3 separate regions of the Mus musculus genome follow, and regions 1 and 2 are each linked to region 3. The links are chromatin loops, found by intact Hi-C in ENCODE. Cell type or tissue: gastrocnemius. All regions are shown on one strand. Each heading gives the region's core, and the rest is flanking DNA. Links, peaks and the distances in the headings are about the cores only.

Region 1 (11,036 bases), core at 1,375-9,374, 120 kb before region 3:
CAGGCGGTGTCTGAACTACATGGCTTTCATTCGTTATCGCTCCCAGGGTAGGATGGGAGGAAACTCACCAGGAGGAGGCTGCTCAGGAGGTTGATGCCTTCAGTATCCAACCTGCAAGGAGGAGGTGCTGGCACAGGCACAGCCAGGGGCAGGCTGGGGACCCGAGCCTCTGGGAGGGAGATCACAGTGGGGAGCAAGGGGCCTGGCAAGGGACTACCTGGGGGCGTGGCTGAGCAGTGGCTGTGGTAGGTATCGGGGGAAGTTGTAGGCTCGAAACTCAGAGATGGACGTCACACCCGGCCACGACTCTTCTGTAGGTGTCCCTAGAGACGTGGGACCGGGTAAGAAGTATAAGTGAAGGGCCGAGGCCGATATGGAGAGGGAGCAACATTGAAGAAGAAAGCAGAGTAGTCAAAGCTAGCAGGCCCCCCACCTCGGTGCTTCTGGGTAGACAGAGTTCTAGCGCCCCCTGGTGACGAGGTGGAGCGTACAGAAAGAAACTAACCTAGGAGACGGAAGATGAGGTGCAACTCCTCCTTGACAGTAGAGCCCGGGAAGAGGGGCTTGCCGGTGGCCATCTCATAGAGGATGCAGCCCACGCCCCTGCGGAAGTAAGGGCAACACTGAGGCCAGGAAGAGCAGGCACGCCTCCTAAGGCTGCTATGTGAGGGGTCCAATGGGGCTTGAAAGGCTTGTAAAACCAACCCCCACTACGGACCCCCTTTGTGAGGCCTGCGTCCCCTTAACTGCTAGGCAGGAAAAGATTCAATACTCTCAGTCTCCGAGGAGCCCTGGGCTCGGCCAGACACCTGTGCTGACTTTAAAGTTGAGTTGGTTTTCATTTTACACCAAATCGTACATTTTAACAATAAAATAGTATGTCCCCTTCCAAGATGTTCCAGGGGAGGCCTCATCCATCTACCCTCTGGTAATTCCCACCTCCACCCCCCTGGGAACCACCTCAGAATTATAGCGTTAGAGGCTCTATAAGCTTGGAGAACCTGATATATTTCAGACTTCATTTGCTAACAGCAGCACATCAGGGAGACGTGAAGCCTAAGGGTACGGATGGCCTGGTTCACTCCTGTCTGCAGCTCACTCACCACATGTCAATGGGGGTGGAGTACTCTGTGGATCCCAGCAGCACATCTGGGGGCCTGTACCAGAGGGTCACCACCTCATTGGAATAGGTCTTTGTAGGCACTGATTTGGCCCGGGCCAGGCCTAGGAACAGACATGTTACTAGACCTCCGCTAAAGGGTCCTAAAGGGTCCTATACTCAGACATCCCCCAGCATTCCTGCACACTGAAGAGGCCGTGTAACCCAGGGGTCAGACCCTCCTGCCAACCTGACCCTGGCATCAGCCTCACCAAAGTCGGCCAGCTTCAGCTCGCCCCTCTCATTGATGAGTAGGTTCTGGGGCTTCAGGTCCCGGTGCAGGATCTTGCGGTGGTGGCAGTAGGCCAGACCCCGGAGCAGCTGGAACATGAATATCTGGCCGAGAGAGCAAGAATGAGCAGCTTAGTGGGACTAGGTCCCACGTGGGAGACCCTACGCCTCTGTCTCAGGCTGGAGAGGAACGGGGACCAGAACAAGTCTCTAGGAAGGCTCCCCAATTCTGTCGCCCACCCTGAAGGCCCACCCTGTAGGCCACCCGAGGACCTGTAGACACCAGAGAATCGCATATGGGGGCAGAGTTCAGGGATGGAGAGGAGGCCGTGAGTGAGAAGAGGCTGGAGCAGTCCCTAAGACGTGAGGTGGGAGAGCAGAGTAAGGGTCCCATAGGTGGGGATGTATGTGCTTGGTCTTTAGGTACCAGAACTGGCCACACACACACACACACACACACACACACACACACACACACACACAGCTTCTCAGAAGCCTCTCTTCCCTCTGGCAGGTAAACTCAGGCTTGGTATTCAGTTAGAGAGGGCTCTGTATCCACAGCTAGACAGAAGAGGATGGTAAGTCTGTGTTCTTGGCTGGGGTGCTCAGATGGCCTCTACACTGACCCTTTCCTCTTCCCTGCATTTGAGGCTCCCGAGTGACCTCAGCAGTCGGTGACAAAGGAAGCGTCCTAAACTGGGTTCTATGGCAGATGGCTGTCATGGGAAGGTCTCTGCAGGCAGGCCCCTCACCTTGACATTGTGCATGTTCATGAGGTTCCCACAGTGGTCTAGGTACTGTTTCAGGTCACTGTCCTGGAACAGACAGACAGGTTCAGGCCTGTCCTCTGCCTGGCTGGTGGTCCAGGCTCAGGCTGAAAGGAAGCCCTGTCCTGTCTGGGCCCATGCCTGCTGGTGGCACAGTACCCTGGCCCTGAATCCTTGGCCCACTTCCGCATGAGAACTTAATTGGCAAACAAAGGCTTGGGTCCTTCCCTCAGCCCATCCCTCCCACTCCCTCACTCTCTCTCCTCCCCACCCCACTTCACCCACCCTCAGGGGTGAGCCCCAGTCCAGCTCACCAGGTACTCAAACACCAGGGTGAGGGACCGATCTGTGTGAATGAGGTCATGCAGGGTCACAATATTGGCGTGTTTCAGGTCCTTCAGCAGAGACACTGGGGAGACAGGACCACTTGGGTCCCCAGGCCCACCAGTACCTCCCACTATCCCTTCCTGGGGCCAGCAATGGCCCTCCACCCAGGCTCCCACCAGGTGCAGGCTGCTGAGCCCCTTGTCCCAGAGGCCTGGGGTGCAGACCCGGACATTGTACCCTCTCGAATAGCAGTGCAGGGCGCCCCTTCCTCATGCTCCAGCCGGATCTCCTTCAGGGCCACGAGGTTCTCTGTCAGCTTGCTGCGTCCCTTGAAGACGGTGGCATAGGTACCCTGCGACAGGGGAATCCCTGGTCAGCCCCAGATCATCCTGCTCACACTCTCCCTCCCAGCCCCACCTCTTACATCCTAGCTTGGGCTAGGATTCAAGCAAGCTGGGTGCCCTCTGTTCAGATTCTGTTTGCTCCAAAGTCTGCTTTCTCTTAAAGTGTCCCTATCGAGTCCCCGGCTGGAACGGACTGCGTTTGTCCCTCTGTTCCCATGTTGCGGCCTCTCTCTTAGCATAACTCTGCCTTGCTCTTAGATTATGGTGATGTAGCCACTTTTCTGTCTCATAAACCTATACCCCCTCCAGGCCACCAACCCTGACACAGGACACCAAAGCAGTTTAATAACAGTGTCCTTGCTGTGTGCCAGGCACTAAGAACCGTACATAAGCTTCTCCTGGTACCCTTCCATACCCCCAACAGTAGTTATTTTCATCCTTTGACAGAGAATGAAACTGAGGCATGAAGAGAGAGAGAGCGAGCACAGGACACGCTAAGGTCATGGAGCAAGCAAGTGGAAGACATAGGATTCAAATCCAAACCATAGCTATTTGAAAGGGGGGAGAAAGACTAGATCCTGTGCAGAGACCTCTGTCTTCAAGAGCAGGGCATAGGGCATCTAACACCAGCTCTGGAAGCTAGGCAGGCTGCTTGGGCAAGTAGTGTGACTCCATGAACCAGGAGGCATGGGGGGGGGGGGGGCAGAACAGAGTCAAAACCATCCTACCTGCTGCCAGAGAGAGCAATGTTGGTCTCTTACCTCCCCCAGTTTGTCCAGTTTCACATATGTTTCCAGTTTCCCAAAGCCGATATCTGACTGGGAAGGAGACACAGGGGACGGTGAGATTCAAAGCCCCAGCAGACCTTCCTAGTCAAAGTGAAGGAAGTGAGACACCCCCATTGTACAGAGAGGAACCAAGGCTAACATCTCAAGCAAGGACAGCTTCAAACCCTCCTTTTTCTCCTCTCCCTTCATCCTTGTGAATGCTGAAGATCCTCTGGAAATGGGGGCCCCTCTTCCGAGAGTCGGATATGAGTACACTGAGCTGCCCGGCCTGTCCGCCCGCCGCCTACCTGCCTGCCTGCCGGGCTCTCTTGCTCAGGTTGCTAGCTCCTCTGTCACTCTCTACTATGTGGGGGTCCACTTCAGAGCCCAGTTCCCTAGTCATCAGTTCATCTCGTCTAGCTCAGGATAAGACGCGTCGTCGTAATAAGATAGAGCTGAGACCCACTTGCCAGAGCTAGACGCTCCTAACGGGCAGCTGGGACCTAAAGTCTGGGGGTGAGGTGGGGGTGTCGGTGAGTCTTTTGTTTCTTTGTGGTTGGCTTTTTGTTTGTTGTTTTGTTTTATTTGGGAGGTCTTTCATTTTTATCAAGCATTATATAACATATATGTGCTATATAATATACTGTGTGGCCTTCTGGCAGGAAGAGATGACCATAGCTGGGGGGTTTCCCTCCTTTGGGGAGGTGTGAGTTTGTTTGTTTGTTTTTTCTCATTAGTCAGGAAAATGTTTCCCTCATCAATTTTCTTCAAGGCGCTGGACACAGAGTATCGACTGCCTATCTCTCTCCATCAAAGATCACTGGTAAGGAAGTCTAGCTGCTCTCTAGACCTTGTTCCCACCAGTGAACTTGTGGACGCACACAGTGGCTATTTTGGGGGTGACCATGCTTATGTCCATGATGGTGAGGCCAGGGAGAACCTTGAACCACATCTCTGCATAGTGAAACACAACCTGAACCCTATCCAGATACTCCTGGTTTTGTTTTGTTTGTTTTATTTGTTTGAGGCTGTCTTACAGCGTACCCTAGGCTAGCCAGGAATTACATAGCCCAGGTAAACCTTGAATTCTTAACAGATGGTTGTGAGCCACCATGTGGTTGCTGGGATTTGAACTCAGTACCTCTAGAAGTGCAGTCAGTGCCCCTAACCGCTGAGCCATCTCTCCAGCTCAAGCCTTGAATTCTTAACACTCCTGCAACAGCCTCCCAAGGAATCCTGGGAGTACAGACATGAGTCCCAGCACTGATTTAGTGGCCTTAACTAGGGAGACCCTGGGGTTCCCAGGGGATTTGGGGGCTACTTGGCTTCATGCATTGACTTAGAGAGACCGCTTATTAAAACCCTCAGGGGGCCAGCAGGTGGCGCCAGAGGCATAGGAATCTTTCTGGAAACCACTGTAGGCTTCAGCTGGCACAAAGAAGGCCATACTGGTGTCTCACACCCTTAGACTCACCAGGGAGGCACGGCGGGACATGCGGGTGAGAGGCTTGGGCAGCCCTGGGTTCTCCAGCTGTAGCTTCTGCAGGAATTCCTGGGGTAGGCGGATGTCCATGGGCAGAGAGAGCCTCTTGTTGAGGTCCTGAGGTGGCAGAGATGGGATGGGAACATCATGTTGGCCCCAGAAGGTCCTTGCCTCTCATTCTGGATCTATCTGTCCATATAAGGAAGGCTAAGCCTCAGGCTCACAGTTACCTGAGGGGCGTACATTTATGAACCTGCAAGGATTACTGTGTGACCTTTAGAAGGTTTCTTCCCCTCTCTGGGCCACAGTAGAACATAAATAAATCTCATGCCATCACAATGTAATTTTGTAAGCACAGTTTTTTTTTTTTTTTTCTATTCTTGGCACGGGTATGTGGGCTATAAAAACAGTCAATTGTCTAACCAAGAATGTTTTAGCACTTGACATATATTCTCACTGAACCCCCACCATAAGCTGCACCAGTTTGAGCCCCCCAGTGGCAGGCTCTACAGCAACCACCCTGCTAAATTTACTGCTGTGGACGTGTGTGACCCATGGAGCCCGGGAGGGGCACCCTCACCTCCATGGAGAATCGGCGCTGGTTCTGCCGTTGTTGATACTGCATGCCAGGAGACAGCTGCTCAGGCTCATCTGTGCCATCTGTGGGGGAGAAAGCGCCTGATGACAGCCCACAAGACTGAGTGGCATGTCTGAGTGGGACAAGTGTCAGTCCCTACCTCCCACCCAGAGTATGTGAACAGCCCAGAGCACCCCCACCCCTTCTTCCCAATGTCAGCTAGTCATCAGGGTCACAGGGAGCCTGGGTGGAAAAGAGCTAGGTGGCCTGACCCTCACCCTCATTCGTCTGAGTGTGGAGTTGGTTGAACTGCTCAGTGAACTCAGCCAACGACTCCTCAATGGTCTCTGGGCGGGGCACGGACAGGGAAAGCCTTCGCTTGAAGTTCTTCATCTTGTTCATGATCAGCAGGGGTCCAAGATGGGTCCTGGGACAGAGAGGAGAGAAGAGGGCAATGTGGACAGTCTGGACCCATGGGAGCCAGGCTCTGCACGGGGCATGCTTAGGTCACTCAGACCAGAGCCACAGCTCCGTGATTGCAGGCTCTAACCCTGTTCCTTTCTCCAGTGAGTCTCGGCTATCTTCTGACTATGAACATTCCCTCCCCTGCATCACAGCATCAATGGCTATAGCTACAGGTTTGCAAGGGGCCACTTCAGACATTCAACCTCCAGGGGCAGGAGGTCTAGACATCTCTGGGGCAGGTTATCTGAACTGCATGGCCCTCGGGCCATCTCTGCTCTTTCTGAAGGAGCCTAACTGGCTGGTGGCTGCTGGCCACCTGTCAGCAGGTTGCAAACTCCATGATCCCTTTTACTGATACCAGAACACATCCCCTCTCTGGCTCATCCTGGATCCTTAGGAAGAAGATCAAAGGACAGTAAATGCATGGCCCAGCTCTACCTCTGCTCCAGATGCAATGTGCAAGTCAGGGACAGCGTGGGAAACTCAGCCAGCCCAGGAAAGGGGAAACCTGCGCTGCTGGGCCCTCTGTTGCTTCAGTCCTTTGAGCAGGCCTGGATTCCCTGGGCTGAGGACACAGTGGGGCAGAAGGTGCCCTGTTCTATGGCCCTCTGCATGCTGTTTTCCACAGGTAGACCCTTTGTTCTTCTCTCTCTCTCTCTCTCTCTCTCTCTCTCTCTCTCTCTCTCTCCTCTTTCTCTCCCTCCGTCCCTCCCTCCACTCCTTCTCCTCTAGCTCTATTCTGAGATTGTCTCACTGCGTATCTCTGCCTGGTTTGGAACTCATTATTTAGACCAGGCTGGCTTAGAACTTAGAGAGATCCACTTGCCTCAGCCTCCTGAATGCTGGGATTAAAGGCATGAACCACCGTGCTTTTCCTATAGGCTCATCCCTCCACCTGCTTCATAGGCTCTCTCACAACCATATCTCCATCCTGCTGGGCCCCACAAAGCCTTCACCTACAGTGGGGCTTCAGAAACCAGAGGCTACATAACCCTTTGACCTCCCCATCCTAGCCAGGAAGGCACTAGGAAGGCTGTTTAGGAGGGGCCACCTGCACTCCTCCCTGGGCCTACTTATAAGCCACTTCTGGAGGATGCTCAGGCCTGCGGCTGGCTAGCACCCAGTTGCCAAGGCAACCAGGCCCCTCCTGAATCCTCCTGGTTTAAAGGATTATGGGTCAGTAACATGTTTGCTTTGCCTAACGATCATATCCTCCATCCTCTATGAGCTTTGAAAAGGTCCGCTCCCTGGCACTCCACGCTCCAGGCTGCCCCTACCACCACTGAGCTGGGCCCTCAGGCTCTCCTGACCCAGGCCTGGGCCTTTCCAAGCAGAAGGCTCTGATCTGCCCTGCCAGCTGAGCCCTCCTCTGCTGAGCAGCCTGCAGTCCAAGTCAGTTCAGCACACGGCTGATGGAGCATCTCCTGATTACAGCACGGTGCCAGACACGAGGTTACAGTAACTAACCAAGACCCCTGTTCCCAAGGAACTCCGGTTAACGATGGCACTCTGCTGCGGGCTCTCCCCAACTTCCTTGTCTTGCCTACCTGGGTTCCTACTCTTTTCATTTCTTCTAACAGCCTCAGCCTGCTCTCTGCAGAACTCTGGGAGAAAGCTCCCAGAAGACAGCCACATTGCTATCTGCCCTATCTGTGGCATCTAGCTGAAAGGACCCATAGAGGCTCTAAGGAGGCAACGAAGACAGATGGGCTCAGTGACAAGAAGACTTGTCACACCCTGCCTGGTAACTCTCATTCCCAGCAAGACCGGAGGACAGCGATCACTCTGGGTACATGTCCATTGTTGTCCAGGTGTGCTGAATGGCAGAATGACCAGAAACATCAGAAAAAAAAATCCAAACCACCAGCTTCTGGAACTGGGGCCTGGGATTAACGCTTGGGACTGAACCTAGGGCCTTGCGAGGAAAATGCCACCTTCTCCTCACTATTAAGATTTTTAAAAAATATATGTATATGTGTTTGTAAGTATACCTGTGTGTGTGTGTGTGTGTATGTGTATATATATATATATATGTCACATGCATGCAGGTACCCCTGGGGGCCAGAAAGGGGAGGTGGATCCTCTGGAACTGGAGTTACAGGCATCAGTGAGATGTCTGGTATGGACTCTAGGCAGGGGACTCAGGTCCTCTGGAAGCACAGCAGACACCCTCGGCCACAGATCCATGGTGCCAGCCCGTTCTCCTTTGGCAATGGGTATTTTGATGTAGCCCTGGCTAGCTTTGAATTTCCAGTCTTCCTGCCTCAATCTCTCCAGGGCTACGATTACAGGCTTATCCCTCCAAGACAGGCAGAAGATATATTTTTAAGACAGTGTCTCCAATAGCCGGCATGTAGAGACATGGTTGGCAGGATCTGGGGTTCAGGTGAGGGCTAACTGTCAGCTCATTCTTCCAAACTGTCATCTGGGTTAGGAGGGGAACCCCCAGACCTGCAGAGGATACAAGAAGGAGACAGATACTGTGGCAGGAGTCCCATAAAAGAGGACCTGCTCTGACTGGAGAACATATTTATACTCTAGGAGTAAGCCAAAGGGAACTGTGTGTGTGTGTGTGTGTGTGTGTGTGTGTGTGTGTGTGTGTGTGTGACCATAGCTGAAGGGACATGGGGCACATGGCTAAGGCCATTCTAGTGGAGGCAGGAGACACATGCCCTTGGCTGCTCATGGCTTCAGCTCTACAACCAGAGCCGTCTTTAAAAAGTTCTCCCTACAGTCATCCTATAGTGTGGGCTTATGGGATTGTGTGATGGATTTCTGGCTCAGGGATCTCCCAGTAGCTGCCATGATTTACACCCAGGCTTTTGTTCCGGGTGGATGACTTCTTCAAGACAAGGACCAAGCCAAAATCCCATCTGCTCTAGGGTTCAGTTAGGAGCAAAGAGCCAATAGCTGGCCTAGGACGGAGTGGGGGATGGAACAAAGAGGAAAAGCTGGAAATGCAGAACGGGACCCAGGCTCTTAGGCTTAAGGCTTGACCTGAGCAGAGAGCAGGGCTACTGCACAGCAATAGCAACCAGCTGTTCTCTCTGCTGGAGAAGCGGCCAAGAGGAAATGGCTGTCACTACAGCATGAGGAATGGAGGTTAGATGTAAGGATAGACTTCCTGATGGTGACATGAACACAGGCAGCAGGAATGGTGACCAGAGCAGAGAGTGCCTACTTCTCTCTGCTGGGGACAATTAGGGCATTGAACATAGTGGGGTCTTGGGTGTGACAGGGCACCCAGGGCAGTGAATGGTTTGTTGTTTCCCCAGCTCAAGACACAAGATGCTCTGATACAAGATGCTCTGTCACTGTTGCCTTGGGAGAATCAACTCCTCAGATTTGGGGGCTGAGGGGGAAGGGAGACAGGAAAAAGGCCTGTCACCTTAGTGCTGTCTGCCCCTCATCCCCAACAGAAAGGGACAGAAAGGCTCAGTGTGACCCAGCCTGAGGCCCGCCCAGGGCCAGGCACAGTGTGGCCTTTGTCCCCAGGCCAAAGAGCCATCTGGGTCTGTCCCGTGCAACTGGTGCCAGGGAAAGAGAAGTGTGGTGTAGGGGTGCCACCCAGCAGGGTGTCATGGGGGAGGTCACAGCGGAGGCCCCTCAAGAGAGCGGTAGACTGGGTAGGCAGACCCTAGCCAACCTGCCTCCTACCTCTGGCCCAGGTACAACCTCCTTATCTCCTAGGCACACAGCAGCTGCCAGCACTTCCTGTTGGTGCCGGGGACAAGGGTGTCACAGGGGAAGGGAGGAGGAGCCAGGCCTGAGGGAAAGAGAGGCCTTGCTAGGCCACTGTGCACCATGAGAATACAAGAAAGGCCAGACTCTGAGGCCATCAGGGAGCCAGCGAGGAGGAAAATGGTGTTTATGGAGAGCTATAGTTAGCACCCACAGACTACAAGAAGGGACCTGCTCAAATTGAGGTAGCAATTTCTGGGGTGTCGTGCCCATCACAGTGACATCGCTCCCCACTTCTAGCTGAGGTCCTCCCCAGTCCTGTCCCCTCCCTGAGACCTAGGTTGCAAATGATTTTTCCTCCCTCAATCAACAGGTAGGCAGGCATTCTGCCACTGAGCCTCACTCCAGCCTCGCCTTGTACCTTTTGATGGATGTACAGCCAGTAAAATGGGTAGGATTGTAGATGCCAACAGGTACAGTAGAGGAGAATCCAGTAGGAAGGACAGAGAGCGGAAGAGGTCTGAGTTTAAACAGGGTGATTAGAAATGAGGCTGGAGAGATGGTCCAGTGGTTAGAGCACTGGCCGCCCTTCCAGAGGACATGAGTTCAATTCCCGGTACCAACATAACAGCTCACAACTCCAGTTCTAGGGATTCTGATAACCCCACACAGACATACATGCAGGCCAAAACACCAATGCATATAAAATAAAAAATAAACTTATTAAAAAGAGCTCCCTAAGAAGGTAAGACTGCAGACGCTCAGGGTAGAATGTGGAGGGGGCAGGTCAGTGGGAGAAGAGCAGGTGCAAAGGACCTGAGGCAGACCTGAGTGCTAGAGAGAGAGAGTCTGGGGTCAGAGTAGGGTAGAGGGAATGCGGAGCAAGCTGTGTGGAGAATCTCGGCATCCAGGAGGATGGGAGCAGATGAGTGGCAAGATCCCACTGATGACTGAATGAACTCTCTCTGACTTCCGTGTCAATAACAGACTGTACGTGGGCAAGCAGCCCCAGCAGGCAGCTCCTGTAGAGACCCAAGTGAGAGGCAGAGGACTGGGCCCAACATGGCAGCAGTAGAGGAGGGAAGTCGTGGCTGAGAGGGGAGGCTTTATATAGGGGTAGGAAAGCAGTCAAGGACATGCGGCCTAGCAGTCAGAAGCACGGAGCAGTCCCTGGTGGGTGTAGGAGTCCTGGTAACTTGGGTTAGGGTGGGAAGACCAGGGGTTGGAGGGAGCCG
Region 2 (11,036 bases), core at 1,481-9,480, 80 kb before region 3:
GTAGTGTAACTGTGCACACACATGCCTCTAACCCTAGTGCGGGGGTGGGGGGTGGGGAGGTTGGGGTGGGGCAGAGACAAGGGAGATTCCCTCAGGCATTCTGGCTAGCTCTGGATTTCAGTGAGAGACACTGTCTCAAAGGAATAAGGTGGTGGTGGTGCACACCTTTAATACCAGCTCTTGGGAGGCAGATGGATTTCTGAGTTCAAGGCCAGCCTGGTCCACAGAGTAAGTTCCAGGACAGCCAGGGCTACACAGAGAAACCCTGTCTCAAAAAACAAACAAACAAACAAACAAACAAACAAACAAACAAACAAACAAAGGAATAAGGTGGAGGTCGATAGAAGACACCAAGCATCTTCCACTGGCCTTGTGTGTGGCTGTCCAGGAACTCACTCTTTAGACCAGGCTGGTCTCAAACTCAGAGATCTGCCAGCCTCTGGCTCCTGAGTGCTGGGACTAACCCCAGCGTCTGACTAAATTCTTCAGACCACTGGACAAAAGTCCCTGCGCTTTCTCTTTCCTGTGTCTCCCCCACAGGACATAGCTCATCCTGGGTCTCACTTTGGGTTCAGTTCCCTGGACCTAGAAGGATTATGGTGTCCAGCTGGAACCAAAGCTCCATCTCTCCCTCTTGTGATGCCCCGAAACACAGGCTCTGCCCTCCTCCAGCATACTTCCGGCTCTTATAAGAAATCAGAGTCAAACAGAAGTGCATCTGCCTTTGGCCATCTGGACTCTGCAGAGTGATGCATCCAAGGAGAGGGACTTCACCCAAAGCTCGAGTCCTGGTACCTGGCCATCAAGAAGGATCTCCCCAAATGCCACCCGCTTGATTAGGGATCAAGCGCCTTTCAGAGTGAGCAGTCTGCGGGTCCCAGGGGACTGTGGCAAGGGCTCCTGGAAGGGCAGACAGAGGAGCTGAAGCATCAGGTCGGGAACCAGTTTGCAGGCCTGCGCACGGGAGGCTAGCCTACCACCGCCTTTCTCGATTTTTACTGCTCCAGGCCTCTGACCTCCTCGGTTGTCGTTTAGTTGTTTTTAGATTTCTGCTCCCAGGGGTTCCTGCAGATGCTAATTTGGCAGTCTGGCCTCCTTATTCTGGAGAAGCCGAACACCCTGACTGCCCCGAGGACCAGGGTGGGGGTGGGGGATGGGATGGTGGTGGGAAGGGCTAGAGTGGGGATGGGGAATGGGACTGGGCCACTTTCCTTTTTAACCAATTTTCTAGGTCTAGGGGACACTGGAACGCCAGCTTTCCCTTTTCCTGGTGCCACCCACTGTGAGGGCTGAGAGAGGAGACAGATGAACAAGTTGCCTCCGGAGAATCTGCAAAGTCAGGCAGAGAGAATCTCAGGACTCCAAGATAGGAAATTCTTGAGCAGGAAGTCACCACTCTCCGAGCTATATCGAGCCTCTCCTCGGGCCAGAGCAAGCTCCGCGTCCTTTTTGCTTGTCTGAATATCTGATGCTGTTGGAAAGCAGCACGTGGGTCAGGAGACCTGGGGGCAGCTTCTAGCTCCAAGGCACAGAATTAGGAAGGAGTAAGATCAAAGAGCATCCCTAAGGGTCTCAAACAGGCTGGTGCTGGGAGGGGGAGGCTGGTGGAGGGGGAGCTGACCCCAGCCAGGCACCGGCCTTATCCCAACCACCCCACCTCACTATCCAAAACTCAAGGCTCCTGGCATGCAACACTGCTGCTTCTGCACTTAGGTGAGTCCCAGGCTTAGATCCTGGGAATGAGGGACCTGAAAGCTCCCATTCAGGAATGATCCTAAAAGATAGTCTTTTTTTTTTTTTTTTTTTTTTTTTTTTTTTTTGAGACAGGGTTTCTCTGTTGTAGCCCTGGCTGTCCTAGAACTCACTCTGTAGACCAGGCTGGCCTCAAACTCAGAAATCCACTTGCCTCTGCCTCCTAAGTGCTGGGATTAAAGGCGTGTGCCACCACTGCCTGGCAAAGATAATCATCTTATGCTGGACCTGGTGGTGCAAGGCAGGAAAGTCACAAGTTCAAGGCCTGCCGAGCTATAAAATGAGTTCCAAGATCAGCTTGGGCAACTGAGACTTTCTCAGCCGGGCGGTGGTGGCACATGTTTTTAATCCCAGCACTTGGGAGGCAGAGGCAGGTGGATTTCTGAGTTCGAGGCCAGCCTGGTCTACAGAGTGAGTTCCAGGACAGCCAGGGCTACACAGAGAAACCCTGTCTCGAAAAACAAAAACCAAAAACCAACAACAACAAAAAAAGTGGAAAAAATTAATTGTTTTAAATGTTTCTAAGCATTCTCCAAGTGTCAGATACTTTCATGTTTACCCACTTCTCAATCCCATGAGCTAATGCCACCAGTGTTGTATTTTATAAAAAGAAAGAAACCAGGGATATGTTTGGTGGAAGTGTGGGAAGGGGGGGGGGGAAGGGGTTCTTCTGCGAGCCCATGCTGAGGCATCCCTTCACCCCGAGGGACCAGCCACGCCACACTATAGTATAGAATAGAGTTTATTCAGGACATAGAGAGGGGAGTTGAGAGAAAGGCAGAGAGAGAGAGAGAGAGAGAGAGAGAGAGAGAGAGAGAGAGAGAGAGAAGAGAGACGAGAAGAGAAGAGAAGAAGAGGAGCAGAGGTCGGTCATGAGCACATGGAGAGAGAGGGGAGTGGGGAAAGAGGGTAAGGAGCGAGAGCAAAGCAAGAGAGAGCAAGAGAGAGGGCTGGAGAGATGGCTCAGCGTTTAAGAGCACTGACTGCTTTTCCCAAGGTCCTGAGTTCAAATCCCAGCAACCACATCATGGCTCACAACCATCTGTAATAGGATCTGATGGCCTTTCTGGTGTGTCTGAAGACAGCTATAGTGTACTTAGACATAATAATAAGTAAATAAATCTTTAAGAAAAAAAAGAGCAAGAGAGAGAGGAGGGGACAAGCAGAGCCCCTTTTATAATGAGTCAGGTAACCGTGGGGGTGGAGCTTAGACTAAATACCAATAATCAGCATTGTCCATATATATATTCAATTGTTCATATATCAGACATATCCATATATTTCATAATTAGTTAATTAATTAGAAATTCTCAGGCTGGCCTATAAACTCAAAATCCTCCTGCTTCTTCAATCTCCCTAGCGTTGGGGTCACCCACATGCTCCACTATGCCTGGCTCTGTCTCTAAGACTGAAACGTGAACACAAGGCTCCATAGCTAGTAGCCCATCCATTTGAGATTTGGACCCAGGGACCTGGATGTGTGTGTGTGTTTGGGGGGGTGGGGGAGGGGAGCCAAGGATTGCGGCTTTGAGATTCTACCTCAGTGTTCTCATCCATATACCAATTGATCCTATCCAGTAAGTTTTTAGTTGAAAAGCACTAGAACAACCACTTCCTTCTGACTTAGTGTCCCCTTTCCTGCCTTGTAGGACACAGTTGCCCGAATAGGAAGTAAACAACAGCATCCCTTCTCAGGCCCGGAGAACGCTGCTCCATGGCCTCTGCTGCCACCTGCTGGTTGTAGAGAGTAAGATCGGTCTTGGGGCATTTTTTTAGAGTTTTCTCTATGTGACGTCATCCTTTCTCCTTAGCTATGGGACCATTTCTGGTGTCATAGGACTATTTGACTCCCAAGCCTCCTTCTCTTCTGAGATCCAGGTTGGTAAATCCCAGTGCAAAAGGCTCTACCCCTTCAGCACCCCATAACTCCCCCCCCACACACACCGTCAAGTAGCATGCTTCTGAGTGTAGACTTGGCCAGGGGGCTGCATATTTATCACACCCAGAGTTCCCCAGAGGGAAATGATACAGACCCTGCTCAGACTGGTGGTGAAGCAGGGTTAAGATCCAAACCAGAGAGGTGATAAAACTGTTGCTTTCTCTAGCATCCTGTGTCGCTCCAGAGACCCCTAAACCAAACAGAGATGGAGGTGAGAGCCCAAGGTTTTCGGAGTAGTTGGGCACAGGCTCTACGGCTGAGGTGTGGCCTGAGGCTCCCAAGAGTGGAAACTAGAAATGAATTAGGTCCCACGAAGAGAAGACAGAGTGGTGGGCAGGACCACGAAGAAACAGAACAACGAAAAGGGACTGAAAAGGAGCAGTCAGACAGGAGCTGAACATGAATGAATTTGGTGGAGACTCCCACATCTTAGAGCAAAGTTTGGGGGTTTCACCCAGCTTCCAGGTTTTTGTTCGCCTGCAAGCTAAGAGCAGTTACACTTTTTCTTTGGGTTCTAAGTGCTCAGCCGCTCCAAAAACCTTGGGCTCTCACTTCCATCTCTGTTTGGTTCAGGGGTCCCTGGAGTGACACAGGATGCAACAGCTTTATCAGATACTTAACAGAACTCACGGCTCTGGACAAAGTTTTTCATTTAAAAAAAAATGCTTGAAAAAGATATAAGAAGCCGGGCATGGTGGTGCACGCCTTTAATCCCAGCACTCAGGAGGCAGAGGCAGGCGGATTTCTGAGTTCAAGGCCAGCCTGGTCTACAAAGTGAGTTCCAGGACAGCCAGGGTTATACAGAGAAACCCTGTCTCGAAAAACCAAAAAAAAAAAAAAAAAGGTATAAGAGATAATTTTTTTTGTAATGACTGAAATAATACGAGGCTCCAATTTCAACGTCAGTTAATAAAGTTTTATTGGCACACAGCCATGCCGTTAGGCTTTGTCCTTGACTAATTCCTGCTACACCGGTGGACAGAGGTGGGTAGTTCCAACACAGGGCTCACAGGTTTAGAGCATTTATTATTTGTCCCCTGACCTCAAAGCTTGCAGTCCTTTACCCTAGAAGAAAAGGGTGGTGGGCCCTGGAAAGAAGGGGGACCTTGAGCTTCTGATGGAGGTGGGGACACAGGAGCAGTGGCCTCTCCAAGAGCCTTCCTAGATTCTGCCACAATAAAAACATTCCCCACTTAAGAACCCGAATCTTCCCAGTCCTGTTTCCCACAGCCTGATCCACCACTACGAAGGCAAGTATATACCTCTAACTCTTAAGATCTCTATCAGCACAGGGAAAGATAATGGCAGACCTTGAAGGTTTGTTGACACTTCTGAAAGATACCAGCAGCTCAGCGGCTTGTGAGGTGAATGTACTTCCAGGCTCGGCCACTAGAGGGCAGGAAGGCCCTGCTGGCTGCTCGGAGGTCTGCAGGATTCCCGACCTGGGAAGAGATGCCCTCCCCTGCTGTTTACAACCGTGCCCTTTGATCAGCTCACAGCCTGCCAAGGACCAGGCTAATGCAGAGCTTCCCACTGCGTCGAGGCAGGTCTCCTTCTTGCCTTTTCTCTGTTTCTGCCTTGCAGAACAGACTGACGGGAACCATGAAGGTAAATGGTCCCTGCACAGGTCTATATCATATAAAGGACGCTTTACTCACACCCCAACACCGGACCGTTTGGCATAAATCTAACTCCATTCTCTCTTCAGAGAATATCCTGCCTCCCTCCCACCAACCCATCCTTGTTGATAGGGCTGTAGGGATCCTGAGGATGACCTGTTGGGCGAGGGAGATCGGCAAGAGGGAGGCAGGCCAGAAGGTGCAGTTCCAGAGGTAGCAGGCACCAGGGCACACAGCTGCCATGAGGAGTAGGCTCTTCTAGACAGCTCGGCATTGTGGTGTAGTGCCTGACTGCTGAGAACACACCGCTGCAAGGCAGCGGGGCTTCCCCACAGGTAGATGCCTGGCATGGCCTGACAGGTAAGGAAAGTAGAGAGAACAGCTCCAGGAACCAGCCACTTTAGCTCAGAGTATACTGAAACACCTCACTGAAACAAGGGCGCCCACTGCGGGGCTGTGATGTTCTGGGCCCTGTGGGCTCTTTGCCATACAGGATGGCGAGCCAGTCAGGAGAGTCTAGGCTATTTGTTCTCAGAGGAAAACTCTCTCAGTTCAAAGTGCTGCCTGTCACATCCCCCACACCCCTCCACCCCAGACTCCACATTCCCAGCTTCCCCTATCCAAGCACCAACATGGGACTTGTCGGTTGGCTGCTTTGCAACTCCTGTTGCAGATCCCCACGGAATCTCCTTCAGCCTGCCGCATGTTCACTCTGGGGCTAGAGTCTCACTCCATGATCTTGTTACATGGAAGAGAATGCATCCCACAGTATCAGAGAAAACCTTGGAAAGCAACATCTTTACTCTGAAGAGCCTCTGAAGAGCTCAGGGGCTGGCAGGAATTTGGTGGAGGGTCTATCTTGCTCCTCCAGAGGAGACACATGTTGCAGGAGGGCGGGGAGGGAGGACGCCACACCAGGAGCAGAGGGTCTGGGAAATTCAGGGTTCTTCAAGAAATGGTGGTTCTGCTGTGAAGGAACAGGGGATGGGGATGGGGGTGGGGGAGGAGAATGAGACAGGGAGGGAGGTACCGGGGAGCATGAGGTAGCATCTCTATTATCTGGGTGACCTACAGGGTAATAATGTCCCAGGCTGAACCCAGTGACCTCCTGAAGACCTTTCTCTGTTCCTGCAGCCTGCCTGGCTGGTGACACACCCTCCTCTAAGCACCCTGCCAGGAACAGGCAAATTCCCCCTCGCCCCTCCCTCTTCCCAGCTCAGCAGTCCCTGCCAGCTCCACAGTTTGCCAAGTTTACCTCTCAGTTTTCTCAAATCCACCCCAGCAGCTCCCCTTGCCTTGCTCTCAGCAAAGGCCTCCTGTCTCCCCTGACTGCTCCTGTCCCTGGGGGATGGCAGGCTAAAGGGATTCTGTCCTTTGCCTTCTGCCTGCCTAGGTAGCACACTGTGGGGTTAGGTGCTAAAGCCAGACGCCTTAGGTTCAAACCCACCCTGCAGATTCATAGCTGGGCAAGCCCACTTCATATCTAGAGAAAGCGAGTCTCATTAGTTGCTGTTCCTCATTAGCAAAATCAGAACTTGACAAAATAGGTCTCAGACCTGCTGGGAGGAATACCGGGCTTTTCTATGTGTGCGTTCCTAGCTCCAGCTTCACTACCTCTCCTGCTTCCTCCTTGCTCTGTGCTCAGTCCTCTTCTTCCTCCCTCCCCTGTCACTCCTCCCTCTATGGACCAGCATGTTCTGTCTCCTTCCTCTGCTCACTGCATACTACTGGCCCCATCATGGTGCCCTGCTTCCCTGGTCAGTGGCCTCTGCATTCTTCTTGCTCTCCCCTCACCCCCTAAGATTGTGTGCCTCAGACCCAGGTCCCCAGAGTTCTCAGTCTTGTCTGCCCTTGCAGCCATTAGGGGATCTTGCAAGTGCAGCTTGCAACCACAGTGCTTGCAAGCACTAAGGGATCTGTGAGCTACAGTCCAGGGATGCTTGCAGCATCGGAGCACCACCTCTCTGTACCTGCTCCACTGCTTAGGGCACTGAGGATGCAGTGAGGACCAAGCAAAAAGGGATTATACACCATGGCCTCCAGGTTCCCCTTGGGGCTTCTGAGCAGAGCAGCCAGCAGTGGGATGGGGCAAAAGGAAAGGAACGCCAATCTGGTGTGGCCAGAGGCTCTGGCTCTGATTTTCCTTTGGCCATGAGAGGGTCCTGAGATCCTTGGGACTGTTCCCACCGTGATGTAACAGTGTTTTCTGAGCTGGTATTAGAGCCAGAACTAAAGCTAAGCCACACAAGCCAGGAGCCCAGAGACGGGTGATGTCTGCTAGACTAGTTGGGGTGGGGGGCAGGGCTATGATTCATTCATTCATGCTTTTCCCTCATCTAACCCATCCTTCAGAAACTTTGTGCATATGTGAATGTGTGTGCACATATGTGTGCTGGTGTGCCATGAACATGGAGACACCAGGCATCAACTTTGGGCATTCTTTTCTCTACCCTGGTAGCAAGCCCGTAGGATCTGCCTGTCTCTCTCTTCTGGGTGGCCGTGCCCTGCCTTTCATTCGAGCGCTAGGAATCCCAACTCAACATCCTCACACTTTTGTGCCATGAACAGCCCAGTAATGTTTATGTTACCATGGCCACCATAATCAGTCCCTTCTGACAATGGAGCCCACAACCCCCTGCTTGCTAGGCAAACATCTCCAGAGATTCATTCCTAGCCTCACGCACTAATTTTATTGCGTCATTATTTGGGGAGCTGGGTATGGCAGCAGGTGCAAGAAAGAGAATATTGGATAATACTCCCTCTGCACTGACACCCCCCCCCCCGCCATGTAAATGTCATGAGGGACAAGTGTCAGGGAAGGAAGCTGCACTGTGCACATCCTAATGGAGTAGGACAGCAGGCTGTTTGCCACTCAGTGGTGATATCATTGCCTAAGACTGTCTCTGTAGTCATCCTGTGACAAGGCTCAATCCTGACCTGCAAGATTTAACTTAAGGTAGCGTGGTGAGGCTGCCAGGCCGCTCCGGCTCTAAGAGTCCAGAGCCAGGATCAAGCTGCTCAAGGTATCTGAAAAGCAAAACCCAAGATCCAGCGTTGCCCAGTTGCCCCCAAGCAGCTGCAACCTCTGCCTCTGTGCCTCTCCCCTGTGTTCACCTAGTACAGATCAAACATTTTATAAACCTTGGCCCAGAAGCTGGACAGCCTGCATTTTAATACCACTTCCACCCTTTACTAACTATGTGACCGTGGACAAACCTCCTAACCTCTCTGAGCTGCGGTATTGCCCAGTAGAGCCTGCCTGTGGGTAACTAGCTCTGTTTAATGGGACCTGCACTTGCTTTTGCTACATTGCATGCTGTGAGTCTTGTCTTCCTGTCTCAAGGCTCTAGAGCATTAGGATATAGTTTGATGTCTTCAATCTTCTTCATGCCCCAGGGAGTGGCATGGAACTTCGCTCAGAGCAGGCTGGCCCGAAATACTTGTTGAATGACTTTAAACGATCAGTATAAGTGTTGGCTGAAGTCATTGCACCCTGGCTCTCCAGGAGTGGGCAGGGGTCCTCTGCAAGTCACAGGGAGCTGGCAAGGGCAATGCCAGGCCATCTGGCAGGGAAGGGCAGGGTAGGTGTATCCTCTGAAGCAGGTGTTCCAGGAAGGAGAGTGGAGCCAGCCTAGAGGATTGACTGGCCCACCACCGAGCTTCTGGACCTGGGACAGAAAAGGGACAATCCGCATGGCCCTTCTCGGAGGAGGGCAGCCTGCCAGTTAAGTACCAAAAAAGGCTACCTTAGGAATTCTGAGGCTTCAGGAAAGACAGGGTACACCTGGTAGTTGCCACAATAAAGAAAAGAGGGTGGTTGTGCCTTGAGGGCAGAATATGGAGTGCTGCAGAGCCGGCCCCCTGAGAGGCAGGGAAGTGGAGAGGCCCTTCAGTGTCCCAGCTGGCTCAGGGCTCAGTCTCCAGTCACACTGTGCTTCTTGGCTTCCTGGAGCACAAAGAGGCTGCCTGCTCTCGGGTCTGGAAGCTCAAGAGATCCTTGGGTAAGCTCGGGTAGGGCAGGGGCTCCTGGTGCACCTCCTGGGAGGATAATAGCACAGTCTCATGGGGACTGTGTTCTGAGTAAGTTGAAAACTAGGTTTCTTCTTGTCTAGTTATGTGTGAGGCCTTGAGTCCTGAGGTCAACTCCAGAACCTAAAAAAGAAAAGAAAACAAAACAAAACAACAACAACAAAAAAAGATAAAGCAGGATACAGGAAGGATCGGAGGGGTTTCTTTGTGAATGGTCAAGAAAGATACGGAGTGTTTGATTTCAAGTGAGGGCAGTTGTTCTCCTGCTCATACCTGCCCATACCTGCTTAGAAAACAGCTAAGGCTAAACCTCTGTTTTCTTCTCTCAGCCTGTAACCACAATAGCTGGAACTGTGGATTGGACCAAAGGACCCCAAGAGGCAGAGACTCACAGGAGCGGCTTGCTCGAGCATGCACCCTTTGTTCATTTTGTTACCCTGTATTAATGTATAAACTCATGGACATCATTTCTACATTTTGATTATTACACATTCTACTCCAGTGACCATGTGTGTGCAACTGCTTGTTTAAACATGTGTTTTCCATGGGAGTGGAAGTGCTGGGTCATAGGCTAACTCCACGTCTTACATTTTAAAGAAATTGCCAAACGGCGTCCATTCCTTATCTATCTATAGACCTATCTATCATCTATCTACCCACCTATCCATCTTTCATCCATCTAACTATCTATCCATCTACCTACATATCTATTTATCTATTTTGAGTTTTTGAGACAGGGTTTTCTCTGTGTAGCCCTGGCTGTCCTGGAACTCACTCTGTAGACCAGGCTGGCCTCAAACTCAGAAATCTTCCTGCCTCTCTGTCTCCCAAGTGCTGGGATTAAAAGCATGCGCTACCACTGCCCAGATAAGGTTTTCCTTCCTTCCTTCCTTCCTTCCTTCCTTCCTTCCTTCCTTCCTTCCTTCCTTTTTAACATTCATTTATTTATTATAAGTATACTGTAGCCGTCTTCAGACACTCCAGAAGAGGGCGCCAGATCTCGTTACGGATGGTTGTGAGTCACCACGTGGTTGGTGGGATTTGAATTTAGGACCTTCGGAAGAGCAGTCAGTGCTCTTAACCGCTGAGCCATCTCTCCAGCCCCCAAATCCCCGCCAAGGTTTTCTTAATTAACCAGTTTGTTTGGGGTTTATTTTAAGTCTTGTTTTTGAGAAAAGGCCTTGCTCCATCTCCCAGGCTGCCCTGGAACTCTCCATCCCCTGCCTTCATCTTCCTAGCACTGGGATTACAGAATGCATCAGTGTGCCCTTGCCGAAGTAAAGTTTTCTTTGTAGAATGTTATTTAAGGAGTGATCCCAGAAAACAAGTAGAAGAGTATGGAAGGAGAGGGGAGGAGAGCCAGTAACAGTTATTGAGTCGTAGAAACACCAGACTACTGCATGACTCTGAAGCCAGCATTGGGAACTTGAATTTCAGCATTGAGAAGCAGTCAGGAGATGGGTACAATGTACCCCGAACTCCACCAGCTCCTGGCTGGGGATGTCTGAATGTGTGTGTGTTCATTTCTGCTAATTCTCTTTTGCTAGATGCATAGGTAAGGAAGCAGGCTCTGCTGGAGAAACCCACCTGGCAAAGAGGCAGCACTGTGTGCAGAGGAAGTGCAAACCTGATTAGTGTGGATAGGCAGAGAGGAGTGGGCACCTTCAGCACCTACAATGTGACAGAACCCAAGTTCT
Region 3 (8,000 bases), core at 1-8,000:
TTTTTAACAATAGCAAAATCTTCCAGATTGGTTTTTGCCCCTGACTTCCCAGTCCTACCTAGCATAGTCCTATCAGCAGAGGCTTAGCCACGCCCACCCGCTCACTTGCTCCACCCTCCGGAGATGCTCCGTACTTCCCACGGCTTTCCTCCCTCCTCGCCCAGTGGATGCACCTGGTAGTTCCTACCTTGTCTCCTCAGCCTCCATGGCAGCTGCTTCTCAGGCCCGGAGCTCTCTCCATTCTTCTCATTTCCGGCTTTCTTTTCCTCCCACTGTTAAAATCCTGCGATTTTTGTAAGAAATGCTTCAAAGGCCACTCATATGAATCCCTTTGAAATGATACCTTACCTCTTTCGATAGCTGAACCCTCAAAGGGTCCTGTGTCTGACAGGAGCCTAAAATGTACTCCGCTAAGCCTATCACACACGGTTTTACCAACAAATAGGTTAGTTGCAACTGGATTCTAGCATTTAAACTACCTGAAGAACTTAAGGAAACAAAAAGAAACCCCAGGTAAACACGCTGATAGCGACTCCCATTCAAAGACAGCTCGCATTTGATGAAGTGATTCTGAGCAAGCACGGCATTTTCTAAAAGGATTAAAAAAAAAGTCTACTAAATGGCTCACTAAAGGAACCCTTTCTATTCACGAAACCCCAGGTCCTCAGAAACCCTTTTGTCTAGATCTCACAGAGATGGATACAGTAGGGAAAGCAACCTGCAGACTTAAAACACCTCATTTTGGAAGAAGCGGCCTGCAGTCCTTGCTTTTACATAAACCTGAGACAAAGCTGCATTGGTATTTTCAACTGGTGATAGAATGAAATAGGAAGTGGTGATGACACAGACTCCTTTAATGTGAAGAATTTATATAAGCCGTTTGGACTCTTCAAAGGGCCCCATGACATCTGCTCCACTTTAAATCTGGAGGTGCAGGTATGTAAGCGTCAGGGTCGCCACGTAAAGATGGCAGCGAGTATGTTTACTTAGATATTTGTATTTGGACCACTATTCAGAACTGTGGTCGGCACCAGATAAACTTGTCAATGTCTAGGAAGGGGGGGTTTGCGTTTGTTCAAACCATTCCTTCACTTTAGAGGGGTCTGTAGTGAAGTACAGCTATCCTGAGACTCAGACTCTGACACTTTGCACACCTTCTTAGCATAGTGAGCGTGTAGTTTTGTCAACGCACTTACATAGCCTGCTGATTTAGCCATTAAAACCACTCAAAAAAGCCAGGTCAGGGCTGGGGCGCAGCTCAGTAGCTAGCGCATGCCTAGTGAAGAGCACAAGCGAGCCTGGTCCCTGTGTAGAAGTCAGCAGTGCCGTTCCTCTGACAGGGACTGGAAACAGCTCATCTCTCTACTGCTGGGGGAGAGCTAGGTTTGTAGTTATAACTCAGGCTCCCTGTCTCCTCTTTCAAAGGAATTTACAGTCGACCGAGAAGTAACAGCCTCCACTGGCAGCTTGTATAAAGTGGGATTTGAGTACAGTACCTTGTGATTTATCACCCAAACAAGGATGAAGAATAAAAGGGAGTCACTAGTCAGGGAGACTGGAACAACAAGAATAAGGCAGGACGGTCTAGGTCAGAAGAGGACACATGGTCATCTGGGTTTAAGGCCAGTTCCCAGGACTGAAGTATTTGTGTGTGCACGCCTCACTTTGAGAGTGAGGCTGTAGGTAAAAGCCAGAGGACAGCCAGGGAGCTCCTGGGTGTGGGCGTGAGGTGGGGGTGTCTTTCTGTCTGTCTCTCTCTGTCTCTCCCTGTCTCTCTCTGTCTCTCTCTGACAGAGCCTCCATACCCCCTGTGGGGAGGAGGATCCGTTCATTTGCCACCTTTCCTAAACCACCATACCCAGCTATGAAAAAAAAACAAAACAAACCTTTAAAATGTGCTCTAAACACAAAAAGGCGCTTCAAAAATATGGGCGCTAGAGACAGACACCCTGGGCTCAATCTCAGCTCTGCCACTCGCTTCAATAAGTCCCCACCCTTGCTTTGTCTGAGCTTACCACCCGAAAGTGGGTTAATAACGACAGCCTCTGCCTTGTAGTGAGTCTCGGAGCTTGAGTTTAAGCTTATAAATCAGACTGGGGATGTAGCTTGGAACAGAGTAGTGATGACATCTAATAAAAGGTACTTAGCTACAAGTAAAAGCTATTGTTTTTGTTAGTAGGATTGTTCTATAAAAAGTACACTATTTAATTATCTGCAATGCACAACAACATAGTTAGTGAAAAAAAAATAAGGAAATGGAAATAAGATCTTCAGTACTGGGCTCTGAATGATGCAGAATATGACTTACCAGAGTGCCCAGAGGTATATTTATATAAGTAATTATTCAGGCATAATTAAAGGCTGCTTTCTGCATGTAACCAAGCAGGCTGAACTTTTAAAGCCCCATGTGTATAATAAGCAAGGCATGGTGGCACATACCTGTAATCCTAGCACCTAAGACATTATGGCAGAAGCACTCCAAGTTCCAGGCTAGCCTGAGCTACATAAGGAGAACTCTGGCTCAGAAAAATAAAATAAAATAAAATAACAACCAGAAAAGCTTATGTGCCCCCTGGATTTGAGGAAACTTTATATCTATATCCTTTTCTGTTTGCTTAAACATTTTTTAGATGTATTTATTTAATGTATATGATTACACTGTAGCTCTTTTCAGACACACCAGAAGAGGGCATCAGATCCCGTTAAAGATGGTTATGAGCCACCATGTGGTTTCTGGGAATTGAACTCAGGACCTCTGGAAGAGCAGTCAGTGCTCTTAACCCCTGAGCCATCTCTCCAGCCCCCTTCTTTGAACATTTTAAAAATTAAGTTAGTTTGCACTAATTTCACAGGTACATAGTGGCAAGGGTAGTATAGAGAATTCTGTGCTCTTTTACCAGGCGCGGTTGTTACTGTGTATCAGTTTTGCTGTTCCCTGGGTTGTGTCTCTGAGCCCTCGTGAGAGCAAACTGCACAAGAAGCCCCCAGCCCTCAGACAGGTGCTCTGCTGTCCTGCTCCAGAGCTCCACCTAGAGCCAATTGCACCCCCAAAGCACAGACCCCACCAGGCTTCAACTACTGTTTCAACAATATCCTTTTGCTTCCTGGTCAGCCACCAATTCAGAAACAACTGTCACGTCTAGATCTCTGGTCTCTTCAGTGTCCTACATCCTGGCACAGTGGTGCCTCAGTTTCTTCCTATAACTCATGCCCTGGTCAGTTTTAGAGATCAGTGCTTCCATTCTGTTGGGTTAATATGCCCTACTTCAATTACAAACTATTCTTGATATCAAATGCGTGTGTGTGTGTGTGTGTGTGTGTGTGTGTGTGTGTGAGTGCGTGCACGTGTGCATGTGCATGTGAGAGAGACCTATATTCCAGAAAGAAATGGACAATTCAATTCAATTTTGATAGCTGCCTGCAGTTAGCACCAGCTCCCACAGGTTGAGAGCTCAGTCTCCTAAACCGTGTCATTGTAGGTGACAATCCCAGTCCTTGGCTCTGCTGTGCTTCTGATGAACCAGCTATCTCCGTTTCTATGACCCCTCTCATAGACCTGATAATCTGTGAGAATGACTCACAGATCTCGGGAAGAGTTGCTGGATAGTTTTATGTCAGCTTGACCCGTGCTAAAGTCATCTAAGAAGAGGGAACCTCAATTGGGAACTGGAATCCAATAAGATTGGGCTGTGGGGGCGTTTTCTTAATTAGCGATTGACTTTACTATCATTTCCTTCCTGAGAACATACATCTATCGTCATTTTATCAAAGGGAATTTCCTGCTGTCCTTCCCATAGGACATTCATGGGACAGCGTCATGGGCAGTAGACACCATTCATCATAACTCATGAGCCTAGGCATGATTTATTGGAGATGATTATTGATCGTGGGATTTCTTCCCTGGAAAAGCTTCTTGGCTCTCCTTATAGATGAGGAAATGTACAGGAAGGAGGTGATGGGCCCACGAACACAGAGAAAGCCGGAAGAAAAACTGGAATAGAATTTCTATTTCCAATCTTCATCCAGTTCTATTAAATGACTGAAGGGGAGGAAAGGTGGCCTTCGTGATGAAATTGCTCCCCCTGCTGTCTGTTTTTAGGCACTGCAGGAGGATTTGGGCCAGGTGTTTACCAGGGCAGCAAAGACCTCTTTCCTTTGATTGGTGGGTTTTTCCAATTGCACACCAAGGCTACGGATCACAAGTCAATGTATCTAAATATGCAAATGAATGGATGGAATTTGCCTAACCAAAGAGTAAAAAAGTTGAGTTCCACTAAGCTGGGTGTGGTGGCCCACGCCATCAATCCAGCTCTTGGGAGGCAGAGATGACCTGGTGTATGAGGCCTGTTCAAAGACAGCCAGAGCTACCTACATAGTGAGACCTTGTCTCAAGCAAGCCAACAACGAAATTTAGCATTGCTAGATTTAATTTCATTTAACTTTTAGTTTTTTGGGATAGGGTTTCTCTGTGTAGCCCTGGCTGTCCTGGAACTAGCTCTGTAGACCAGGCTGGTCTTGAACCAGAGTTCTTGGTCTCAAGAGTTCTGGGATTAAAAATGTGTGTGCGCATGCTCTCTCTCTCTCTCTCTCTCTCTCTCTCTCTGACACACACACACACACACACAACCAGACACACACAGAGCTAGATTTAGTTTTTTATCCATGTGGTGGTGGTCTGTGGACGTGTTATTCATGACTGTAAATGGAATTTCTCTTGTTAATTTCTGATAAGATTGAGCATCTTTTCTTATATTAATTTTTCATTTGTACTTTGACATTTATGAAATGCCTGTTCATGTCTCTTGCCTTTTTTAGTAGACTGTTTACCTTATTGGTTTATGGGTGTGACTTAGATACTGTGGCTATCAGTTGTTTCTTGGCGATGGATGTAGCAATACCCTTTAGTTGCCTTGGTTTGTCTTTTCACTCTTCTCTTGCCTTTCAAAAATGTTTTGTTTTTAAATTACTTTAAATTAGTTTATAGACAGCTCCCAAAAAGAATGTCTATATGGTCCTTATCCAGCTACATAGTTTTGTTTATTTGTGATGTAATGTGATGTGTGACCAGCCAGTTGCTGTTGGGTGATGTTGGGTGTTTTTCTCAGTTGCTCTGGGCTTTATTTTTTGAGGCAGGGTCTCTTTGAGCCTGGAGCTCACCATCTGACTACAGTTGCTGCCCAGGAGCCCATGAATCTGCCTGTCTCTCTGCCCCCTCTGTGCGAAGCTTACAGACAGCCATCGCACCTGGCTTTTACATGGATGCTAGGGATCTGAGTTCGGACCTTGTGCGTGCATGGCTGACGCTTTGCCTAGTGTGGTGGTTTGAATGGGTCTCCCCATAGGTTCCTATGATTGCATACATGCCCCCAGTTGGTGAAACTGTTTGGAAAGGCTCCAGAGATGTGGCCTTGTTGGGGATAGTGTGCCACTGGAGACAGGCTTTGAGGATTCAAAAGCTCCTGCCATTTCCAGTCTTTCTCTACCTTATCCTTGTGAATGAGATGTAGCTCTCAGCTAACTGCTCCAGCGCCTTGCCTGCCTGCCTGCCTGCCTGCCTGCCTGCCTGCCTTCCTGCCTTCCTGCCTTCCTACCTCTCTTTCTGCTTGCCTGCCTTCCTGCCTCTCTGCCTGCCTGCCTGCCTGCCTGCTTGCTGTCATGCTTCCTACCATGATGGTCATGAATTCTAACCTGTTAAACCATAAGACCCAAATAAATGGTTCTATAAGCTGCCCTGGTCACGGCATCTTATCACAGCAATAGAAAAGTAATCAAGACACTCACAGAGCATCTCCGCAGCCCCCAAACGGGAATGTTTTATTATGATGAAACTCAACACAAAACCAAAGGCTTCACAGCACACAGTTCATAGGCGATTAATGCCCTCAGAATGTGGAACCAATGCCTTGATCTAAAATACCTCCCACCCCATCTCCATGCAGTCCTATGGTTACGGTAGAAAAAACAAACTTCAGACTTAAAACACCCAAGGCTGGCAATCAGGGCAGTCTGAACTCCCCAGTCTCCTCAGCCACACACCTGCCTTGTGTTCCCGTGGTGTTGTCTCTTCTGGATATTTCAAATACATTAAACCCTTCAGTGTGTGATGCTTTTTAACCTTATACAGGGTTTCTGAGCTTCATCCACATGGTTACATACATTTCTCTCAGCACCACCTTGCTTGGAATATTCTGTTACACGTATAAGCCACACTTTTATTGTTCAACACCTCTTCAGGGACATTTGGGTGTCTTGATGTTTGGGGTATTGCGAATTGTGGTGCTATGAATGTTCTTGCTCAAGCGTTTGAGTGCATGACTGCAGTGCACTGGAACCTGGCAGAGGACTCGCTAGGCCACATGGTAGCTGTGTGTTTAACTCTCAGGGGAGTCACCAAGCTCCTTTCTTGAGCTGCTGCCGTAGGTCACGTTCCCACCAGTAACATGTAAACTACCGATGACCCCACTTCTTTGCCAACACCTGTTGTTGTTTTCCTCTCTATTGTTCATATTATCTTATAATCGCCCATGTATATTAATTGTCCGATTCCCTGGGTTCTATTGTGGTATTTCCATACACATGTACAGTGCATGTTGATAGTATCTGTCTCCTTTCTTTCTATCTTCTCTCTTCTTTTCCTTTGAATGTCCTTGTGGTTTCTGGTTGGTTTGTTTTGTTTTCAGAGACAGGGTCTCATACTGTAGTCCAGGCTGTCCTCAAACTCGTGAAAGCTTCCTGCCTCAGCCTCTCGAGTGCTTATTGCAGGTGTGTGCTACCACACCTAATCCATCTTCATTTCTTGTGTTGTTATCTGTTTGTTTGCTTGCTTGCTTGCTTGCTTGCTTGTTTTTAAAGATAGAGTCTTAAGTGGCTAAGACTGGCCTGTTACTGGCTATATAGGTGAGGAGGTCCATCTCCATCCCTGAGTGCTGGGATTACAGATATGTACTACCATGCCTAGTTTTGAATTGAGCCCAACTCTGTGTATGCAAGATAAGTACTCCTAATGATGAGGTCATTTGATTTGGATTTCCCTTATGATTAGTGATATTGAATATATCTTCATGGGCTTTTTGTCTGTTTCAGTATCTCCCAAATACTGAATATTTTCTTTCTTCAAAAGGAAGACAGTTTTTCTAAATCCTTTGCTTATTTTGAAAAGGGGATTTTATTTTTTATGTTGTTGGGATGTCAAAACTCTTTATATATTGTAAGTCTTTTTCAGAATATGACTTGAGTGTTCTTTCTCATTCTAAAACCTGCCACCTCACGATCTCCGTGATGCCCTTTGGTGCAGAAATCACGTGATGATTCATAACTGGATTTATCCAGGTACCTCCCCTCTGTGAATCCCTCAGCTTCTTATATCAAGATGTCTTTTTATCAAGTTTGGATTATTTTCAGCCATTAGTTCTTCAAATATTCCTTTCAGGCTCACTCCACCCTTCTCTTTCGGGGATTCTGATGGGATGGATGGGTGTGAGATATTTGCTTTAGGCTCCCTGTGACTCTGGGACCCAGCTAATGTCTCTTGGTCTGCTCTGTTGTTGGGTGATTTCTTTTTCTCTGTCTTAGAATTCGTTGATTCATCTAGTGGGGCTTTTTTTTTCTTTTCTTTTAATTAATTTCTAGAGTCCACACCTGGCTGCTTCCCATAGATTGGGTTTCTGTGTGGAGAGTCTTTCTGTTTGGCTGGGACATGTTCAATGAAGCACGTTATGATGGCGGCTTCAAACCCCTGGTGAGATAATTGCGGTGTCTGTACTATCCTGCTGCTGATGGCTACTTAGTCAGTGTTTTAGGGTTTTGAAGCTCACACCAGGAGCTCTCAGTTCTCCTGCTGAGCACCTACCTGCTTGACTCTCAGTCCCATACAAGCCTTCTGTCTTGGCAGACCTCTCTGACTCCTTGAGGTGGCTGGTCTGCCAGGTATGGATAAAAGTTCAGATTCAACCCTCAGGAGAGCCATTGTGTGTGCATGTGTGCATGTGTGAGTGTGCATG

Evidence for each region. A loop is a pair of places that touch in the nucleus more often than their neighbours do. Peaks named below come from ENCODE experiments on the same cell type or tissue, not always from the same donor. Only the 100,000 strongest peaks of a DNase experiment are listed, where the experiment ranks them.
Region 1: it touches region 3 in a loop (4-fold over the local background); 15 of 42 quality-filtered maps call a loop at or near these places.
Region 2: it touches region 3 in a loop (8-fold over the local background); 27 of 42 quality-filtered maps call a loop at or near these places.

The regions. Positions count from the first base shown.
Region 1 is chr1:132,116,379-132,127,414 of GRCm38, forward strand. Cdk18 (cyclin-dependent kinase 18) reads right to left here. Exons shown (of 16, transcript NM_008795.2): 2 at 5,934-6,082; 3 at 5,659-5,738; 4 at 5,070-5,195; 5 at 3,590-3,646; 6 at 2,722-2,836; 7 at 2,472-2,566; 8 at 2,143-2,205; 9 at 1,372-1,495; 10 at 1,104-1,224; 11 at 506-603; 12 at 218-323; 13 at 69-111. The coding sequence starts at 6,057. Among named protein-coding and RNA genes, the nearest start is that of Cdk18, 18 kb to the right of the region's middle. In gastrocnemius, for the core only: a CTCF peak has its summit at 4,968 (motif pointing right); DNase peaks (open chromatin) are centred at 4,986, 5,720, 7,419 and 9,023.
Region 2 is chr1:132,152,467-132,163,502 of GRCm38, forward strand. It overlaps Gm30242 (a long non-coding RNA gene), which reads left to right. Exons shown (of 3, transcript XR_387381.4): 2 at 656-859; 3 at 1,232-1,676. Among named protein-coding and RNA genes, the nearest start is that of Gm30242, 7.4 kb to the left of the region's middle. In gastrocnemius, for the core only: CTCF peaks have their summits at 3,485 (motif pointing left) and 5,087 (motif pointing right); DNase peaks (open chromatin) are centred at 3,476, 5,102, 5,616, 6,550 and 1 more place; H3K27ac peaks cover 686 bases.
Region 3 is chr1:132,233,654-132,241,653 of GRCm38, forward strand. The region is part of intron 4 of Lemd1 (LEM domain containing 1); the gene reads left to right. Among named protein-coding and RNA genes, the nearest start is that of Lemd1, 11 kb to the left of the region's middle. In gastrocnemius, for the core only: a CTCF peak has its summit at 121; DNase peaks (open chromatin) are centred at 115 and 4,098.